2 separate regions of the Homo sapiens genome follow, and region 2 is linked to region 1. The links are chromatin loops, found by intact Hi-C in ENCODE. Cell type or tissue: IMR-90. All regions are shown on one strand.

The links. Hi-C counts contacts between places; a loop is a spot of excess contacts. Peaks named below come from ENCODE experiments on the same cell type or tissue, not always from the same donor. Only the 100,000 strongest peaks of a DNase experiment are listed, where the experiment ranks them.
Region 2: a loop joins it to region 1, with 10 times the contacts of the local background. A loop is called at or near these places in 16 of 110 quality-filtered maps.

The regions. Positions count from the first base shown.
Region 1 is chr12:117,873,826-117,876,325 of GRCh38, forward strand. All of the region lies in intron 1 of KSR2 (kinase suppressor of ras 2), which reads right to left. Among named protein-coding and RNA genes, the nearest start is that of KSR2, 94 kb to the right of the region's middle. RefSeq lists an enhancer at 1,237-2,037. In IMR-90, a CTCF peak has its summit at 1,199 (motif pointing right); no DNase peak of the experiment used is centred here.
Region 2 is chr12:118,119,778-118,122,277 of GRCh38, forward strand. LOC101928274 (a long non-coding RNA gene) reads right to left here. Exons shown (of 4, transcript XR_945409.4): 3 at 1,256-1,398. Among named protein-coding and RNA genes, the nearest start is that of PEBP1, 15 kb to the right of the region's middle. RefSeq lists enhancers at 294-1,006, 1,007-1,718, 1,107-1,401, 2,432-2,500 and a silencer at 767-1,061. In IMR-90, a CTCF peak has its summit at 1,293 (motif pointing right); a DNase peak (open chromatin) is centred at 1,274; H3K27ac peaks cover 149 bases.

The sequences.
Region 1 (2,500 bases):
AGGTGGGCTATTTCAGGTGGCACCTGAAGACAGGTGCCTTATCTGTACCTTTGGATAAGCACAGAAATCAAGAGAGAGCATTTAGATACTTTTATAGCTATTTGATGGAGTAGTCTTATGTCTATTCAATCTAATTTTTTCAAAGTGAGCACTGGATGTTGTTTGCGTTTTTTTGCATTTCATTTCCCTCGCAAATCATCTTTATTCTATTTCACAAAAGTATTGGCTGCAAAATGTCAGAAAAGATAAAGCTGATTCTTTCTTTACCGCAGAAGGCGGGAAAGGCACTGACCCTTCTACTCGGTGAATTTCAGGTATTCATCTTAATCTACCAACATCTCTAAATAAATTATTTTCCAGAATGGTTCCTTGAGTATCATGACAATGCTGAAGTGAGTGTTAGATTTTTTTTTTCAACTTGTTTTGAGACAGGGTCTTGCTCTGTTGTCCAGGCTGGAGTGCAGTGACACAATCATAGCTCACTGCAGCATCAACCTCCTGAACTCAAGCAATCCTCCCACCTCAGCTTCCCAAGTAGCTAGGACCACAAGCGTGTGTCACCACACCCAGCTAATTTTTTCATTTTTTGTAAAGGTAGAGTCTTGCTATGTTGCCCAGGCTGGCCTCAAACTCCTGACCTCAAGCAATCCTCCTGCCTTGGTCTCCTAAAGTGCTGGAATTACAGGCATGAGCCACAGTACCTGGCCCGATTGTAAATATCATTCTACAGATGGGGAAACCAGGCCTTGGAATTGCTGGAATTGTGCCCGTGATCACACAGATAAAGCAGCATCGGGATCGTGATTTGAACTCAGGACCTCTAGTTCCCAGTCCCGTGCTCTCTTCACGATTCTCTGCTGAAACAGACCATCAACGGTTGAGAAGCACAATTAGAAAAGGGCCTTTGTATGGCTTCACCCTGCCAGGCGGCCTAATTGATATTTAGGTCGACCTCAATTCAAGTCCATGCAGAGCCAAACTGAAGAAGAAGAAGAAAAAAAAAAACCCAAAGGTTCCATCTTCAAATAAAGAAACACAGGACTTTTGGAAATAGCACATCTAAGCCGAGCCCACCGTCTGACTCTGCACTGCCCAGGTGTAGAATGAGGTCCCCTGGGCCTGGGGTTAGAGGGATCACAGGTTGCGGAAATCCGACGGAGCTGGAGCCCGGAGGTGTAATTTTCCATCTCCACACCAGGGGGCAGCCTGGCACCTTCCACGACAGATGGAAAATTTTCCGGGCCTTGGCCCATCCGAGCATCCGCAGCGCCTTATTACTGTACTCTGTATTAGCATGGCGGTAAATTTAGCAGCATAAACAACAACAACAAAAAAAATCAAAAAGTCAAGACATGTGACAGAGCTAAAAATAATTGTGTCTGAAATCCCTAATGTGAAATGGGGAACTTTTCACTCCGAATCTAAACCCAAATCCAACCCAGAGACCTCCGGGAACGTCCTGGCCGTTGGGTTTGACAGAGCTCCAAATCCTCACCCCTTAGGTGCTATTTTTTTTTTTTTTTTTTAAGAACGAAAGCGGAGTCCGTGAAAGCTGGGAGGGAATGCAGGACACCATGGGGGCCTTCTAGGGACCAGGCCCTTGCAAGAACCATCCCTGGTGTAAACCTCGCAGCAGCGCCAAGGGAAGGGGCTTGGCTCTCAGCCCATTTTACACACGAGAAAACTGAGGCTCAGTAATGGAACAGGGCTGGCCTTATGGTCACACACATAAAGAGGCAGGCTCCAGAGCCCTCTGTGTCCCTCAGGACTGCCCGTCAGCACCCCATAATCGCTGCCTTCTCCCTAAAGGTACACATGAGCAGCAAAGAGCTCCAGCCTTTGAACTTGCTTGTCCCACCGGCGAGAGCTCTTCTGTCAGCTTTAGGCATAAACAGCCCTTTCCGTTCCTTCAGGTGTCACCTCTGCCCAAGCTCCTCTCAATGCCACCATCACGCCGCCCTGCTTTCTTTCCTTGGTGGCACTTTGCTATCTCACAAATCATCCTGTTTATTGGTTTCCATGGTTACGCCTCCCCCCCACCACCACCACACACCCATCATGTCAGCTCAAGAGAGCACGGGCTTTGCCTGTCATTTCCCCAGCGTTCAGATCCGTGCCTGGCATACAGTCGGTGCTCAATACATTTTTCTTGGTCTTTCAATAAACCAACATCCTTGGTGGTTAAACGCCAGGCCACTAAAAATAAATCCCAAGTCCTTTTCCAAGCGGGCACAGTGCACCTGCAGGACCGGGTCCCTGGTTGTGTTATTAAGGTTCTCGGGTGAGCAGACCCCGTGCGGGTAATGAAATCGCGGCAGCCACAGCCAGCAGCCCCGACGCCTTCCCGCCGTTGCCAGGGCGACCATTGTCATAACATCCCTGGCGCTTGGCGGCCCAGCTGACGGGGGAGAGAATTATTTGACTGGAGAACGTCTCAAGTAACCGGCCAATTTGCATCCACAAGAAAATCCCCTGCTGAGGGAGGGCTGGAGGCCTGGGA
Region 2 (2,500 bases), 250 kb after region 1:
AACACTGCATAAAAGCGCTGCGGGACTCCTCAGCATGAGAGGACTGAGTGCCCTGCGGTGAATTTTCCTTCCAGGTATTTATGGACCTTAAAGCAGGAGCTTAAGGGTAATTTGGACCATATTAGCTGTGTAGGCCACGATACGTGATTACATTTGTAGACATTTTGGTCCCTTAATGTCAGCCAGGGTTTGCACAATGAGTTTTGATATGCATGCATTTCAGAGATGTATAGGAATTCTTGTTACAGACCAGGCGCGTTGGCTCATGCCTGTAATCACAGCGCTTTGGGAGGCCGAGGTGGGCGGATCACTTGAGGTCAGGAGACCAGCCTGGCCAACATGGTGAAACCCCGTCTCTACTAAAAATATAAAAATTAGCTGGGCATGGCGGTACACGCCTGTATTCCCAGCTACTTGGGAGGCTGAGGCAGGAGAATCGCTTGAACCCAGGAGACCGAGGTTGCAGTCAGCCGAGATTGTGCTACTGCACTCCAGCCTGGGTGACAGAGCTAGACGCCATCTCAAAAAAAAAAAAAAAAAAAGAGAAGAGAAGAAAAGAAATCCTAGTTAGAAATTTTTTGAGGAAAGAAGCCTGGAACCAGATGCCAGCTTTAGGTTAAAAATAAATAAATAAATAAAAAGAAAGAAAGATCAACTCAACAAAAGGCAGATTAATTGGAGAAAAGGCATCTAGATTTATTAACGTGAACAAGAGGGGAAACTACAGAGGAATTACCCACACCTCAAGGGAGTGTGAAACATTAAATATCATTTTGAGATTACAGAAAGACAGGGGCTTCCATCCTGGCAAAACGGGTTATTGGAGGGAAAAAAGGAATTTGGGGGAAATAAAGGATTACTAGGGAAATGAATGGGTCAGGAACTAGAAGAGAAATTAACTTGTAAATAGATGTCTTTGAAATGTGAATGAGCCTGACATTATCTTATGAAAGGATCTGTTCAGGTGTGGTTACCTTCTGTGTCTTCCTTTCTGCAATAAAGAGATAACAGAGAGGGAAAGAAAGAACAATTGTTTCTAATTGGGGGGTCTGGATTTTAGGTGGATAAAGGAACTTCCTGTGCTTTTGGATGGGAGGGAATATCAGAGAGATCCTTCTTCAGTTCAGCGTATCAAAGCCTCCATTTCTGAGCCCCAACAAAACAAAAAAGCCAATCCTGCTGGTCTAAACTGGAATTCTAAACTGGGTCAGTCTGGCCCAGGAAGTGGGGCGGGGGGGCGGGGTGACTCACTTACAAACTGGAATCACCAGGTGGCGCTCTCGGCCCTGAACAGAATCTGGGTTCCACAGCCAAGGTCATCTCAGGGATAATAGTTGGTGCAAGCTTCATGGAACTCCAAAAATTTCAGAGATTATTGGTTCAACGAATAACCTTCACCTTCCAGAGGAGGAAAAGTGTCCCAGAGTTGTTAAACAGCTTGCTCAAGGTCACAGCTCATGGACAAAGGCAGGGCTCACCCGCTTGTCCAATCCTGATATTTCTAAAATGTATCACATATAGCTCCCAGACCCATTCAACAAAGCACAGTATGCACCATGCAGTATTTTCTTGTGATAATTCAAAGAATGAACTTTTGTGTATGAATATCGGGAACATTGGTGTCTGTCCTGTGCTATCTGTGGGAACTAGATAGATTAGAGGACCTTTATCCCACACACAAAATGCTCTGGACTACTGTTTCTTTGTTCCAACAGCTACCTACATTTTTGTTAATTCCTCCGAGGGGTGAGGCACTGTGCAGAGGTTTTGGTCCTTCTATTGGTCAGGTTTGTTTATGTTTCTCTGTGTCTTTAGGAAGAGATATTTTTCCATTCTCTGAGCTTCAGTTTATGGCAGTCAGTAAAAGTTGCCAGCAGGGAGGAGATAATAAATAATTGATAATTATTAATATAAATACACTTCTTGACATATTAGCAGCCAACAAACAGGAAAAAATGCTCAACATCATTCATCATCAGAGAAATGTAAATCAAAACCACAATAAGGCTGGCTGGCTCACGCCTGTAATCCTGGCACTTTGGGAGGTTGGGGTGGGAGGATGGTTTGAGGCCAGGAGTTTGAGAACAGCCTGGGCAACACAGTGAGTCCCCCATTTTGAAAAAAGCTCTGTCACCAGGCTGGAGTGCAGTGGCGCGATCTCGGCTCACTGCAACCTCTGCCTCCTGGGTTCAAGGGATTCTCCTGCCTCAGCCTCCTGAGTAGCTGGGACTACAGGCACCCACCACCATGCCCGGCTAATTTTTATATTTTTAGTAGAGATGGGGTTTCACCATATTGGCCAGGCTGGTCTCAAACTCCTGACCTTGTGATCCACCCGCCTCGGCCTCCCAAACTGCTGGGATTACAGGCATGAGTCACCACGCTCGGCCGCAAATAATTTTTGTTGCTGGCCTGTTTCTGTTCAAAATTCTGCAGCCATAGATTTATTCTTTTGGCTAAACATTGTGCTTCCTGGATTTATTTTAATTTTAATTTAATT